2 separate regions of the Homo sapiens genome follow, and region 1 is linked to region 2. A link is an interaction called in ENCODE POLR2A ChIA-PET data of the cell type or tissue named here. Cell type or tissue: Caco-2. All regions are shown on one strand.

Evidence for each region. Peaks named below come from ENCODE experiments on the same cell type or tissue, not always from the same donor. Only the 100,000 strongest peaks of a DNase experiment are listed, where the experiment ranks them.
Region 1: POLR2A ChIA-PET joins it to region 2 with 5 read pairs; 1 of 35 experiments calls an interaction of 5 or more read pairs at or near these places.

The regions. Positions count from the first base shown.
Region 1 is chr11:72,185,576-72,193,575 of GRCh38, forward strand. It overlaps FOLR1 (folate receptor alpha), which reads left to right and starts at 6,565. Exons shown (of 4, transcript NM_016729.3): 1 at 6,565-6,766. The coding sequence starts at 6,599. All of the region lies in intron 2 of FOLR1-AS1 (FOLR1 antisense RNA 1), which reads right to left. In Caco-2, no CTCF peak of the experiment used is centred here; DNase peaks (open chromatin) are centred at 4,156, 5,346 and 6,556.
Region 2 is chr11:71,837,511-71,845,510 of GRCh38, forward strand. DEFB108B (defensin beta 108B) reads left to right here. Exons shown (of 2, transcript NM_001002035.2): 2 at 1-200. The coding sequence ends at 52. The region is part of intron 6 of XNDC1N-ZNF705EP-ALG1L9P (XNDC1N-ZNF705EP-ALG1L9P readthrough); the gene reads right to left. It also overlaps the pseudogene RNA5SP342. Among named protein-coding and RNA genes, the nearest start is that of DEFB108B, 8.3 kb to the left of the region's middle. In Caco-2, no CTCF peak of the experiment used is centred here; DNase peaks (open chromatin) are centred at 4,751 and 5,351.

The sequences.
Region 1 (8,000 bases), 350 kb after region 2:
GTTAAATTGGTAGCCCTACCTTTTGGCCTTTATGTTGCTTGATAGACCTTAGGGGTTGAGGTCTGCCCACCTCTATTCCTGTCTGGCCAGAGTTCAATTGGCTATAAGTCTCTTGGCCACAAGGGTCCCACCAAAGGACTGGATGGACCTGGAGCAGGCAACCTCACCATCCTGGCAACAACATGATACAAATTTTGCCATTGATGCTGCCTGTGGCTGATCTCAGCTAAAAAGAGGAAATGTGAAATAAAAAGAAAACCCGCCGGGTGCGGTGGCTCACACCTGTAATCCCAACACTTTGGGAGGCCGAGGCAGGTGGATCACCTGAGGTCAGGAGTTCAAGACCAGGTTTGCCAACATGGTGAAACCCTGTCCCTTCTAAATATACAAAAATTAGCCAGGCATGGTGGTGGGTGCCTGTAATCCCAGCTACTCAGGAGGCTGAGCCAGGAGAATCGCTTGAACCTGGGAGGCAGAGGTTGCAGTGAGCCGAGATCACGCCACTGCACTCCAGCCTGGGTGAGAGAGCGAGACTCTGTCTCAGAAAAAAAAAGGAAAAGAAAAGAAAAGAAAATCAAAGCCCCCTCAACTGACTGAACAAACCCATCTTGGCCAAGGAGACCCCACAAAAACTTCAAAATCTAAGTTTCTTGGCTATGATAAGACAGGAGGCTGGTCACACCCCAGTACACCCTCTTCCTTACTGTTACCGACTTTTTTCCTAACAGTTAAGAAGAAACCAGTCCTGGAAAACAGATGGAAGAATCCTGCTGATTTCAACTTCAACCACCTGATGCTGTGGCCAGACGTCCCTCTTTTTTTCGTGTTTTTATTTTGTTTTGTTCTTGTTTTTGTTTTTTTTTTGGAGACAGGGTCTCTTTTTTTTTTTTTTTTTTTGAGACAGGCTCTGTCACCCAGGCTGGAGTGCAATGGCATGATCTCGGCTCATTACAGCCTCTGCCTCCTGGGTTCAAGTGATCTTCCCGCCTCAGTCTCCCAAGTTGCTGGGACTACAGGCACACACCACCATGCCTAGCTAACTTTTGTATTTTTTTGTGGATATGGAGTTCTGCTGTGTTGCCCAGGCTTGTCTCAAACTCCTGGGCTCAAAGGATCCACCTGCCTTAGCCTCCCAAAGTGCTGGGATTACAGGCATGAGCCACTGGGCCCGGCCTCTTTTTGTGATTTTGATATGACAGCTGACCAGCTCACAAAGCATTCCTTCCTGATCAATTCCTATTAACCATGGGGTGGTTCTGGCCAATTTAGAGAGGCGGCACACAAAGTGCCTTTGTGTCCTATGTTTCGCCTTTTGATGTGTACAGCCTAAGTCTGCATTTTTTTTTTTTTTTTTTTGAGACGTAGTCTCGCTCTGTCACCCAGGCTGGAGTGCAGTGGCACCATCTTGGCTCACTGCAAGCTCCACCTCCCGGGTTCATGCCATTCTCCTGCCTCAGCCTCCCGAGTAGCTGGGACTACAGGCACCCGCCACCACACCCGGCTAATTTTTTGTATTTTTAGTAGAGACAGGGTTTCACCATAACACATGTTAGCCAGGATGGTCTCGATCTCCTGACCTCGTGATCCGCCCGCCTCGGCCTCCCAAAGTGCTTGGATTACAGGCGCGAGCCACCATGCCAGGCCTAAGACTGCATTTTAAGGTTAAGTCTTGGCTGGGCATGGTGGCTCACACCTGCAATCCTAGCACCTTGGGAGGCCAAGGTGGGAGGATTGCTTGAGCCTAGGAGTTCGAGACCAGCCTGGGCAATATAGTGAGACCCTGTCTCTCTCTTTTTTTGCGGGGGCGGGGGACGGAGTCTTGCTGTGTTGCCCAGGCTGGAGTGCAGTGGTGTGATCTTGGCTCACTGCAACCTCTGCCTCCCAGGTTCAAGCAATTCTGCCTCAGCCCCCAATAGTAGCTAGGATTACAGGTGTGCGCCACCATGCCCAGCTAATTTTTTTATTTTTAGTAGAGACGGGTTTTCACCATGTTGGCCAGGCTGGTTTCGAACTCCTAACCTCAGGTGATCCGCCCATCTCGGCCTCCCAAAGTGCTGGGATTACAGGCATGAGCCACTGCACCCAGCCTTCTTTCACTATTTTTAAATAAAAATATAAATAGGCCGGGTGCCGTGGCTCGCACCTATAATCCCAGCACTTTGGGAGGCCAAGGTGGGCAGATCACTTGAGGCCAGGAATTTGAGACAAGCCTGGCCAACACAGTGAAACCCCATCTCTACTAAGAAATAATATCAAAAAATAGCTGGGTGTGGTGGTGCACACCTATAATCCCAGCTACTCTAGAGGCTGAGGCAGGAGAATCACTTGAACCCATGAGGTGGAGGTTGCGGTGAGCCGAGATTGTGACACGGCACTCCAGCCTGGGTGATAGAGTGAGACTCTGCCCAAAAAAAAAAAAAAAAAAAAAAAACAGGCCAGGTGCCGCGGCTCACACTTGTAATCCCAGCACTTTGGGAGGCTGAGGTAGGCGGATCACTTGAGGTCAGGAGTTTGAGACCAGCCTAGCCAACATGGTAAAACCCCATCTCTACTAAAAATACAAAAATTAGCCAGGCATGGTGTCAGGCGCCTATAATTCCAGCTACTCGGGAGGCTGAGGCAGGAGAATCTCTTGAATCTGGGAGGCGGAGGTTGCAGTGAGCCAAGATCGTGCCACTGCACTCCAGCTTGGGCTACAGAGCAAGTCTCCGACTCAAAAATAAATAAATAAATGAAAAAATAAAAAAATTAATGTTAAATCTCAACCCCAAAGTGAACACAAGATGTATGTAACATGTATGTTTGCTTAGTATACATGCATGTGGCTCCCTTTCATGAACATTCATAGCTTTTCCTATAACCCATTAATATGTATGCTAGCCAACCCATTTTACATAAAACTCCTGTCCCACCCTTCCTCCCTCAAATTGCCTGCTTTTGGTCTCAGCCAAAGGCTCCACTTACCAGCCTGCAGGTTACAACCTGACATAAGAAAAAATATTGTTTCCAAATATATAGATCTGGTGATTTTAAGTTGACACTTCTCAGGTTGTCACAAGATTCAGGTATGGCTCACTGTTGCAGGACATAAGCTGGGATCTCCTGGGAATTGGTCTGCTTGCAGGCCCTAGAGAGCCTTCCTTCTTGGTTGATTTTCCTCTAGAGATCCAACTGTCTTCTCAGGCTCCCCTGCCTGCCTCCTCCTTGGGTCCTTTCTTGTGGCATTGCCCAGATTACTGGGCCCCCATTTTCCCTACACTTACTGCCACTCATAGTCTGATGGTTCCCACATCTGCATCCAACCTGGACTCTTCCCCTGAGCTTTCCCCTCTACAACCACCTTCCCCGGGCCAAGGGCACACAGGCACCTCGACAAAACAGTGTTCTATGTTTCTTCCTGCCCAAACCTGCCCCTCCCTCTCCCTTTTCCCATCTGTGGTACCACCATGGGCTCAGAGAATAAAAAAAATGAAGGCTTCTGTCATTGACTGGGGTGGAGATGGAGGGAAGAGTTAGCCCAGAATCACAGGTGCTGTAGAAAGGATACCTGAGTTGCCGGGAGAGGGGGTCCATGAGTTGGGGATGGAAGGAGAGCTTGGCCCTTCAAACAATTGAAGATCTGATCAAAAGATTCAGAACATCTGTGATTTTGTGGCTGGTGATGGGTGACACCTGGGCTAATGGGGTTGGGGGAGTTGGTGGCTCTACAATTTATGGCCTTGGGAGATCCTTGCTCTCTATAGCTGACTGGGAGGTTGGAAGCCTGGGCTCTAGCCCTTGCCTTGATCCTCCGGATCTCATTTTCCTCATCTGCCTAACAGGACAGAGGGGTTGGAAACTGATGAGATTAGCTCAAAGGATCCTGGCAGCTCAGGCTGCAAGATTTTTTTCAGACCTCAGTGTTTGGGAAAAAATTGGGTAGGTGGAGCTTAGGGACTGGCCTTAGGCCTGCACTGTTAATTCACCCCCTCCCACTACCCCATGGAGGCCTGGCTGGTGCTCACATACAATAATTAACTGCTGAGTGGCCTTCGCCCAATCCCAGGCTCCACTCCTGGGCTCCATTCCCACTCCCTGCCTGTCTCCTAGGCCACTAAACCACAGCTGTCCCCTGGAATAAGGCAAGGGGGAGTGTAGAGCAGAGCAGAAGCCTGAGCCAGACGGAGAGCCACCTCCTCTCCCAGGTATGTGACACTCCCCATCCCCCTTCAGAGGCCACACACCCTATGGCATTCCCACCATGTGTTAAGGATTTTCTGAACTGGAAGGGCCCTCTGTTTGCCTGAAGGCCAGAGAATCTTGAAGTGGAGACTGAGGCCCAGACCAGAGTGTGGCCTGCTCAAGGTTAAACGACAAGTTAGTGTTCATCCCCCTGAACTAGTACCTGGGCTCTAGCCCTTCAGTCCAGAGCTGAGTTCTCAGCTCTTCTAGTCTGGGGCCCCAAGGTTGGGTGTGGGGGTCATGATTGTTGGTGGGGAGGGGTCACAGCTGGACTAAGACCTGAAGGTGAGACTAGGCAGGTGGGAAAGGAGCTTGCAGAGTGATGCTGCTCAAAAGGACAGGAAGAGAGCCTGGCTTCAGAAGCAGCCACAGCAAGAGAGACTACTGACTGAACAGGTGGGCTCCACTGGGGGCTGGGGAAAGGATTTTCTCAGCCCCCATCCCCAGCACTGTGTGTTGGCCGCACCCATGAGAGCCTCAGCACTCTGAAGGTGCAGGGGGCAAAGGCCAAAAGAGCTCTGGCCTGAACTTGGGTGGTCCCTACTGTGTGACTTGGGGCATGGCCCTCATCTGTGCTGAAATGATTCCACAAAGATTAAACTGGCTATCATTTGTTGATTTCCCCCTTCTTACATTTAATCCTTGCAGGAGAAAGCTAAGCCTCAAGATAGTTTGCTTCTCTTTCCCCCAAGGCCAAGGAGAAGGTGGAGTGAGGGCTGGGGTCGGGACAGGTTGAACGGGAACCCTGTGCTCTAAACAGTTAGGGTTTGTTCCCGCAGGAACTGAACCCAAAGGATCACCTGGTATTCCCTGAGAGTACAGATTTCTCCGGCGTGGCCCTCAAGGTTAGTGAGTGAGCAGGTCCACAGGGGCATGATTGGATCCTGGAATGAATGAATCAACCATGAGAGAGTGAATGAACACTGGAATCAATAGAGTAGCAGAGTAATGGATTGTGGAGCAGGAAAGAGAGCTGCTGGGTGGGAATTCAATTCCAGGCTTATATGAGCCCTGCTGTGCAGTCGGCCTGGAGACAGCCCAGCTCAGGCCCTGCCTAGACCCCTGTCAAGGAGGCCCTGTCAAGAGGAGAGGAGGGGCAGCACGGGGGCAAGGCAAGCTTGTGAGCGGGAAAGGCATGTCCACTTTAGCGACTGGTATGTGGAAGATGAGTTAGAGGAGACAGATGGAGAGAAGTCATAGGAAATAAATTCTGAGCATTTTAGGAGGGCCCAGACACCTGGTGTCCAGTGGAGTGAAGGAAACAGTCGCCTCCCAAAATTCAGTGTCTGAGGTCAAAGGATTGAAGTTCTGTGATGACCAAGGAGAAGCCAGCTCTGTGGTAGGGGGCACAGGAGCTCCCCAAGGCCCCAGGGCTGTCCAGCTGGCTGTCCCCTGCCAGCACCCATGTCCTGTGACCCCACCCCACCAAGATCCCATGGTTTCCGGGAAGGGCCTACTAAACTAGCTTGAGTGATGAGGCTAGAAAGGGGCTGGGACCAAGGTTTAAAAAGCAAAACAAACTAACAAAAACCACACTGCAGCCCCCCCAACTAAAACATTTTTATAAACTTTTTTTTTTTTTTTGAGATGGAGTCTCGCTCTGTCACCCAGGCTAGAGTGCAATGGCACAATCTTGGCTCACTGTAACCTCCACCTCCTGGATTCAAGTGATTCTCCTGCCTCAGCCTCCCACGTAGCTGGGACTACAGGCACACGACACCGCACCCAGCTCATTTTGTATTTTTAGTAGAGACAGGGTTTCACTATGTTGGCCAGGCTGGTCTCAAACTTCTGACCTCAGGTGATCCACCCACCTCAGCCTTCCAAAGTGCTGGGATTACAGGCATGAGCCACCGCGCCCAGCCCATTTTTGTAAACTTTTACAATGAAGTAATTTGGTGTCAAAATCTGACCTGAAAATTAATGTGAGTTTATGTATAGTTTTAATTTATCCCACTAGTGTAACTGTTTCACCCCAGAATATACACTTGATTATTGGGTATATGAAAATTATATTTTCTTTGAATCACCTTTGATGAAATCCTAAAAAATTTTAACCCTGAAACATTTGAATAAGGCATTGTGGACCTATGGCAAACTCCTGGCTATTTCTGCATTTTGCCCAAATCCATCCTTGAATTATATCACCTGAACCTCGTGACCACCTGGAGAAGGCAATGAGGCTCAAGCCAGGGAGGGGTGGTGTCTAATCCTACCTTTCATTGGATCTGGGAAAACTGAGGGAGATGGGGGCAGGGCTCTATCTGCCCCAGGCTTCCGTCCAGGCCCCACCCTCCTGGAGCCCTGCACACAACTTAAGGCCCCACCTCCGCATTCCTTGGTGCCACTGACCACAGCTCTTTCTTCAGGGACAGACATGGCTCAGCGGATGACAACACAGCTGCTGCTCCTTCTAGTGTGGGTGGCTGTAGTAGGGGAGGCTCAGACAAGGATTGCATGGGCCAGGACTGAGCTTCTCAATGTCTGCATGAACGCCAAGCACCACAAGGAAAAGCCAGGCCCCGAGGACAAGTTGCATGAGCAGGTGGGCCAGGGGGTGATCTGGGGTGGTGAGGGACTGGCTCAGGAAGAGGAAACGAGGACATGGAAATGCCAAACCCCATTCACTGGTGAACTGAAGTGGAGGAGCCCTTCAGTTTGCATTAATATGGGTGACTATTTCACAGACACTGTGCCAAATGTCGGTACAATGCCAACAGTTCACCTTCTTGGTTGTTGAGTTTCCGCATTACAGAAATAAGGAAGCAGGCCCAAAGGAGAGCCTGGGAAATGAAGTTGGAGTGACCCATCCTGGGGTTGCTTGATTTAGGGATTTAGACTGGGAATGACTCCTCCAAAGATCTGAGGGAAGAAACTGCACACTGTGCATAGTGGCCTCTTTTCTGCCAGCCCTAAACAGCTCAAGAAGGGAGAGTCTCTCACATTATGAGGCTGTGTGCAAAGCATTCTTTTTTTTTTTTCCTGAGACAAAGTCTCCATATGTTGCCCAGGCTGGTCTCAAATTCCTGGACTCAAGTGATCCTCCCACCTCAGCCTCCCAAAGTGTGGGATTACAGAAATGAGCCGTACGCCCTCCTGAAGCATCTTGGTTCATGCATCTCGCAAAACTTTGGGCTGTGTCTCTCGACCACATTGGACCTGAGGTCTCCCTATAACATTTATTTTGCTACCACCCCTTTAATATCCTGAACATGATGATATAACTAAAGAAAAAGCAGAGGAAAAGTAATTTGTAGGCCAGGTGTTACGGCTCACGCCTGTAATCCCAACACTGTGGGATGTCGAGATGGGCAGATCACTTGAGCTCAGGAGTTCGAGACCAGCCTGGGCAAGATGGCAAAACCCCATCTCTACTAAAAAATAAAAAAAATTAGTCAGGTGTGGTGGCACATGCCTGCAGTCCCAGCTACTCAGGAGGCTGAGGTGGGCAGGTCAGTTGAGCCCAGGAGGCAGAGATTGTAGATCGTGCCACTGCACTCCAGCCTGGGCAACAGAGTGAGACCTTGTCAAAAGAAAGAAAGAACGAAAAAAAGAAAGAAAGGAAGGAAGGAAGGGGAGGAAGGAAAGGGAGGGAGGAAAGGGAGGGAGGAAAGGGAGGGAGGCAAGGGAGAGAAACTTGTAATACGCATTTCTTTTTTTTTTTCTTGAGATAGAGTTTTGCTCTTGTTGCCCAGGGTGGAGTGCAGTGGCACAATCTCAGCTCACTGCAACCTCCACCTCCCAGGTTCAAGTGATTCTCCTGCCTCAGCCTCCTGAGT
Region 2 (8,000 bases):
GCCTCTGGGGCATCAACCAAGAATTGAGAGCACTACACCCAAAAAGGACTGAAGCCTGTTGTTTTCTGGAGGTTTTATGTTCTCTTTTTTCTCTCTCCCTCTCTCTGTCTCCCTGTCTCCCTTTCCCTCTCTCCATTTTTCTCACAGGGATTTTTATTGAATCCTCAAAAAAGAATAAACCAAAACCAACCAGCACAAAACTCTTTTAAAAGTTTATATTACTGGCTGGGTGCGGTGACTCATGCCTGTAATCCTAGCACTTTGGGAGGCCAAGGTGGGTGGATCATGAGGTCAGGAGATCAAGACCATTCTGGCCAACATGGTGAAACCCTGTCTCTTTTAAAAATACAAAAATTTAGCCAGGCATGGTGGCAGGCACCTGTAATCCCAGCTACTCAGGAGGCTGAAGCAGAATCGCTTGAACCCATGAGGTGGAGGCTGCAGTGAGCCGAGATCCTGACACTGCACTCCAGCCTGGGAGACAGAGAAAGACACTGTCTCAAAAAAAAAAAAAGAAAGAAAGAAATAAGTTTATATTACATGTTATGACTTGATTACTGTTTGGTTTCCAGTATCTTTCTATCCCATCTAGATGAGCTCTTAGTTGAAAATGACCTGCAGCAGGGTGGGGGAACTTTCACCATACCTATTGCTTTTGTCTCGCACTGTAACCCTTCACCCTGAGTGTGGGAAGACCACTCCCCTTTTTTACTGGGAAAATGCACCATCCTATTCCATGCAGCCTTGCAGGGGTCTGTCTCTCCCTGATAAAGGTGCAGCACATGGGAAAATTACACAATCACGTCAACCAGACTTCACCAGAAATCTAAATTATAAAAAGAGGTGCACTCAGATTAAAGGCAATTTCTTCAGCACCCTTTTCAAAGGCAATTCCCTGGGTCTGTACCTGTATGCCTGGCCAAGATTCAGGGAATTCCTTTAGTCCCCAGCTTTTTCTGGGCATAATCATTCAGCATTTTCTTCCATCTTTTAAAACACTGCATTGGCTTCCTAAGGCTGCTATCAAAAATTACAACAAACTTAGTGGCTTAAAGCAACACAAATGCATTATCTGACAGTTCTATAGGCTGCAGGTTTCAGATGGATCTCAGCGGGCCAACATCAAGGTGTCAGCAGGGCTGAGCTTTCTTCTGGAAGCTCTGCAGTTTTCTTCCTGCACCTTTATCCCAGCAATGGCAGGTTAGTCCTGTGCACCATAGCTTCCTTCATCCATTTTCAAAGCCAGCAAAGGAGCGTTGAGTCCTCACATTCCATCATTCTGAATTCTTCTTCTCCCCACTGTTCCATTTTTTAGGACTCATGATTACATTGGGCCCACCTGGATGATCTAAGATAATCTCCCTATTTTAAGGTCAGCTGATTAACAGCCTTAATTTCACATGAAACCTCAATTTCCCTTTGCCTTACAAGGTGGCATATTCACAGGACCCAGGAGTTAGAATGTGGATAGCTTTGGTGGGAGACAGAGGGGACATTATTCTACCTACTACAGCCACTGAGTGCTTTTGCCACCTGTCACCATTTTGCTCCATTTAGACACAACTTTAGTTGCTTTGTGTGAAGAGATTCTCATTCATAGAGTTTTCATTTTTGTGTAAAGTAGTGGGGGGCCTCCCCTTGGTTATTGAAAGAGTATAGAATCAAGATATTTAAAAGTATATTAGCTGGATTTTATTTTTCACCATGCCTGATTTGGCCAAGAAAGAATGTTAAGTTATGTCACGTGGGCTACTTGAAATCTCAAAAAGTTCAAAACATTGGGTTCAAAATCTCAGAGACTGAGATATATTCCAACCAACTCGGCCCTGTGGAAGTGCCAAGTTTTCCTCAGTGCCACTCTTGAAACTACATCACCAACTGACCCTTTAATATATTTTTGCACTATATAACATTTATTTCTTAGAGTAAGTTCTTCCCTAGAAAAGAAGCAGTTTGGACACGTATATTAAGGCCGTCACATAGAATATTATCCTCTCATTGCTAGGAGGTGGCCTTCAAGATGGCTGACTAGAGGTACCAGGCACTGTGCCCTCCCAAAGAAAGACCAAACCAGCAAGTAGATAATCATACCTTGAAGAGGGCATAAAAGAGGGCACTAGAATTCAGCAGCAAAGTGACAAGGAATCTCTGAGGTATGGAAGGAAAGGAAAATGAAGCAGCAGCCCAGCCAGAATCAGCTTAAAGCCAGGACAGGCTCTCCAGTGTGGTGAAAAGGTAAAAAAGAGAGCCCCAGTGGTCCATATTCCCACTGTGGACACTGCAATCCTAGCCAAGGGACAGTCTCTCAGCCCTCGCAGGCCCTGAGACTACTATAGGGAGCTGCCTGGAATCTATGTGATGGTCATTGTCCCAGAGAAGGAGTTGGCACTGGATCATCTGCACCCACCCCCAGACACAGGCAGCTGTGGCACAGTGCCATTTTGAGAGCCCAGCCCCCAACAGACTACATCTTGCCCTGGGGCCCAACATCCCCTGCATCTCCACATCTCTGGACCCTCAGTGACATTCCCTCTTGTCCATCCAGAGGCCTGCAGAGTCACAATACCAGCTGAACTCACCAGTGTAGGCTGGTCCCCATCACTCTAGCCTACAAAGTGTCCTGCACTCCAGGGAACTGGCAGTGCCATTCACTAGGGAGGCTGCCCCCAGAACAAAGGGAGCTGAAGCAGGCACTCTTCACAAGTGGAGTGTCACCTTCCCAGGGCCACTGACACTGACAGCTATCCTGACCCCCAGGAGCAGGGCCACTGCACACCTGCAGGCATCCTCAGGGGATCTGGGGACTCGCCTGCCTGGGCACTATTCCAGGGCCAGAACACATGCCCATCCCACCCATTGCTGTCACTACCACTACCCAAGCTCGTTGTCCAGGAGGCTGGGGATCAACCCACACTGCTCTCTGTCATTGGCACCTGTGCATGCCTTCTTGTGACCTGAGTATGAGCCCACCCAGCCTGGTGGTGCCTGTGCACATTGTCTGGGAGCCTGGGGATTAATCCACTATGCCTATCACCATCAAGTGCCTGTGTGTCTCCTGAGAGCCTAAGGATAGGACTTCCTAGCCTGCCATCACCGCTGCCACCAGTGCCAACATATTTGCACCAGGTGAAAGCCTGAGGACTACTCTGTCCATCATGTTGCCATGACTGTTGGTGTCTGCACATGCCATCTGGGGTCCCAAGAGTTCACCTGCTATGACTACTGCAATTGCTGATGCTACACATGCCTCCCAGGGTCTTGAGGGCATGCCTATCTACCTAGCTCACCACTGTCACTGCTGGCACTTGAGAAAGCCACCTGACTCACGCCTGTAATCCTAGCACTTTGGAAAGCTGAGGGGGGCAGATCACCCGAGGTCGGGAGTTCGAGACCAGCCTGACCAACATGGAGAAACTCCATCTCTACTAAAAAAAAAAAAAAAAAAACACTACAAAATTAGCCGAGCGTGGAGGCCCATGCCTGTAGTCCCAGCTACTCAGGAGGCTGAGGCAGAAGAATTGCTTGAACCCGGGAGGCAGAGGTTGCAGTGAGCTGAGATCACGCCACTGCACTCCAGCCTGGGCAACAAGAGCAAAACTCCTTCTCAAAAACAAACAAACAAACAAAAAAAGCCACCTGAAGGCCCAAGGATGGCCTGCCTGAAACTTCAACCACTAGTGCCCACGTAAATCACCCACAAGTTCAAAGACCAATGCAACTGGTGCCCAAGGACCAAACTGCCTGGCCTGTCTTTCCCCAGCAAAATCTCACCACAGCCTCCATCAACAATGAAGGCTAAGACACTGAGGAGCTCACAGACATCAGTGATGCTGATTATAGCTGAAGAAATCATAGAAGTCTAAACTACTGAACCAACCCAGAACTAAAGGCAAAGTGTCTTACTGATTCAACAGTATAGATACAGCTACAGAAGTCAGTCGTTTACTACCAAAGCCAATCTATAAAATTAGAAGAAGCAACTGTTTTACCAGATATTCAAATATCAATGTAAGGACATAAGAAACATTAAAGAGCAAGGAAATATAGCATCTCTGAAGGAAAAACAATAATTCTCCAGCAACAGATTTCAACCAAACAAATCCATAAAATCAGTGAAAAGGAATTTAACAGCTGAAATTGAATAATTCAATAAATAAAATAATACAATTTGAGAACCTCAACAATAGACTAGATTAAGAAGATGAAAGAATTTCTAAACATAAAGATCGGTCTTCATATACAGGATTAAATGGATTAAAGACTTAAATGTGAAACACAAAACTATAAGAACCCTGGAAGACAACCTAGGCAATACCATTCAGGACATAGGCATGGGCGAAGATTTTATAACAATGACACCAAAAGCAATTGTGAAAAAAGCAAAAAATTGACGAATGGGATGTAATTAAACTAAAGAGCTTCTGGGCAGCAAAAAAAAACTATTAACAGAGTAAAAAGACAACCTGCAGAATGGGAGAAAATTTTTGCAAGCTATGCATTCGACAAAGGTCCAATATACAGCATCCACAAGGAACTTAAACAAATTTACAAAAAAAAAAAAAAAACCTTTAAAAAGTAGGCAAAGACATGAACAGACACTTCTCAAAAGAAGACATACATGCTGCCAACAATCATATGAAAAAAAAGCTCAAGGGTCATGAGGGATTATGACAGACAGGAGGCAGAACTAGATTGCAGCTCTGGACAGAGCAGCATGCGGAGGCTTGCATTGTGAGTTTTAGCTCCAGATGGACTGCAAGAACAGACTAGCAATCCTCACAGGACCCACAGACCCCCCGAAGGAAGCAGACTGCTCTTGCAGGACCTGGGAGACACCCCAAATACTTTTAAGTCCCCTAACCACGGAAATGGGAAAGGGAGACCCTCATCTCCTGAACACACACCCCCACTGGAGAAGCTGAAAGTCTGTTTGTGGGAGAAGTTCCTGACTTCACCTGGAGCTGAGTCAAGTTAGAGAGCTGAGCTGAGAGACATACAGGAGTAGAGGAAGTAGCAGAAAGGCACTGGAAGGCCGCTGGATCCCCAAGTAACCCATTCTTGCCTGGCACCACAGGCATCCATCAGGAGGGTGGCCAGAGGAGCAGGGGGTAAAACTTCACAGGGAGAAGGACTTCTCTAGCTGAACTTTATAAAAAATTGAATGCGGCGAGAAGCCTCCTGGCCAGAACTCAGGGGAGGGTGTGAATCCGGCTTGCAGACTTCACAGGCAGGGTAATAACTGAAGCGCATTTCTTTGTCAGTCGGGAGGCAGAAAGCCTCAGGTAAGTTTTCAAGCCAGATTTGCCTTCGGCCTGGAAACAGACTCCGAGCTATCGCAAGGGGCATTGTGGGAGTGAGACCAGCCTTTCAGTGTGCATGGAAGCTAGCTTTCCCCCACTTCCCTGACAACCTGCATGACTCAGCAGAGTCAGCCATAATCCTTCTAGGTACACAACTCCAGTGACCTGGGAATCTCACCTCCATCCCCTACAGCAGCCAAAGCAAGACCTCCCCAAGGAGAGTCTGAGCTCAGGCACGCCTAGCCCTGCCCCCACCTGATGGTCCTTCCATATCCACCCTGGTAGCAGAAGACAAAGAACATATGATCTTTGGAGTTCTGGAGCCCTGCCCACCACTGGTCTCTCTCCACAGTGTCCGGAATTGGTGGGTTCTTGGTCTCGCTGAGTTTAAGAATGAAGCCGCAGACCCTCCTGGTGAGTGTTAACAGTTCTTAAAGATTGTGTGTCCAGAGTTGCTCATTCCTCCCAGTGGGTTCATGGTCTGGCTGGCCTCAGAAGTGAAGCTGCAGACCTTCGCAGTGAGTGTTACAGCTCTTAAAGGCGGCGTGGACCCAAAGAGTGAGCAGCAGCAAGCTATACTGCAAAAAGCGAAAGAACAAAGTTCCCACATCATGGAAGGGGACCCAACCCTGTTGAGCTGTGGGCTCCGGTGGCCTGCTTTTATTCCCTTGTCTGGCCCCACCCACATCCTGCTGATTGGTCCATTTTACAGAGAGCTGATTGGCCCATTTTGACAGAGTGCTGACTAGTGCATTTACAAACCTTTAGCTAGACACAGAGTGCTGATTGGTGCATTTACAATCCTTTAGCTGGACACAAAAGTTCTTCAAGTCCCCCACCAGATTAGCTAGACACAAAGTGCTGATTGGTGCGTTTACAAACTTTTAGCTAGACACAGAGTGCTGATTGGTGCATTTACAGTCCTTTAGCTAGGCAGAAAAGTTCTCCAAGTCCCCAGCCAGCCCAGAAGCCCAGCTGGCTTCACCTCTTGATGGCACTTGCCAGACAGGACTTTGCAGCACCCAGCCCTGGCACTCCAGCTGCCTAGAGAGAGCTCATCTCCCAGTCAAGCCCAGCAGGCACCGGCCAGCCGCCCCAAGTGTGGGGCCTGCTGAGCCCGCACCCACCCCGAACCTGCACCAGCCCACAAGGGCCACACACAGCCCCGGCTCCCACCAGGGCCTCTCCCTCCACACCCTGCGAGCAGAGGGAGCCAGCTCCGGCCTTGACCAGCCCCAGAGAGGGGCCCTCACAGTGCAGCGGCAGGCTGAGTGGCTCCTGGAGTGCAACCAGAGTGGACGCCGAGGCCAAGGAGGCGCTGAGAGCCAGCGAGGACTGCTAGCATGTTGTCATCTCTCAACACTACTACAGCGGATGCTTTCTGGAAAGCGCCACCTCCCAGCAGGAGGCCCATCAGCACAAAAATAGAGCCGTAAACCACCAAAATGGTGGAGGCAGTTTGAAAAACAGGTTGGCAGTTCTTAAAGAATTAAAAATAGAGTTACCATATAACCCAGCAATTCCACTCTTAGGTATATACTTAAGAAAATAGTTTGTACCTAAGAGTTGAAAAATTCTCAGTGAATGCTCATAGCAGCATTATTCATAATAGCAAAAAAGCTGAAATAACCCAAATACCCATCAGCTGATAAATATATAAACACAATGTGTTATATTTATATAATACAGTATTATTTATTGATAGAAGGAATGAAATAGCTATATATCCTACAACTTGGATGACCTTGAAAAATTATGCTAAGTTATGGAAGGCAGACACAAATGGGTATATAATTTATAATTCCAGTTATGTAATGTCCAGAATAGTCAAATCTATAGGGATAGAAAACAAATTAGTAGTTTCTGGGGATTAGAGAAGGAGTTTCTTTTTGGGGTGATGGAAAGGTTTTGGAATTAAATAGCGGTGATGGCTGCACAACATTGTAAATATACTAACATCTATTAAATTAAACAAATCAAAATGGTTGAAATAGTGAATATTTTGTTATGTGAACATTATCTTAATACAAATTGTTTTGATAAATGTAATGTTTTGGAGTGTCCCTTTTTATTTGTTTTCTTAGAAGAGGTTGGATATAATTAAAATTTTTTAAATTTCTGAAATGTTGTTGAAAATATAAGTTAAGTGCCTTCTTTTTTAGGAGGTTATTGATTACAGAATTAGTTGCTTTATTGATTACAGAATTATTTGCTTTATTAATTCAGGAAAACATTCTTATTTTCTGTTTCACCTTGAGTTAATTTTGTCAAGTTTCTTTAATGGTTTTGCATATTTAAAGATGCTTCCTTTTTTCCTGTTATTTTTATTTGTGCATTTTATTTTCTTTGTAATTCATACTGCAAAGACTGAGATGTTTCTGTTTTCTATTATTATTTTCTTCTGAGATCAGATGAGATCAGGAGTGTTCATGATGGTATTGCCAAAGACTCACCATTATTATTTTCTAGTATCAGCATTTATGACTCTGAATTTCCTCTTTAATATTGTACCAATGGAATCCAAAAGTTTTAATAAGTAATATTTTAATTTCAATATATTTTATTCACTAAGATTTTTTTCTTTAATCAACTGGGTTTTAGAACCCTTTTTTTATAATTTCATATCAGTGTGACACTCTACTTTCTGTAGAGTGTCAGTTATTTGACTTTTGTTAAGATTTGGCATGTAGAACAAATCGT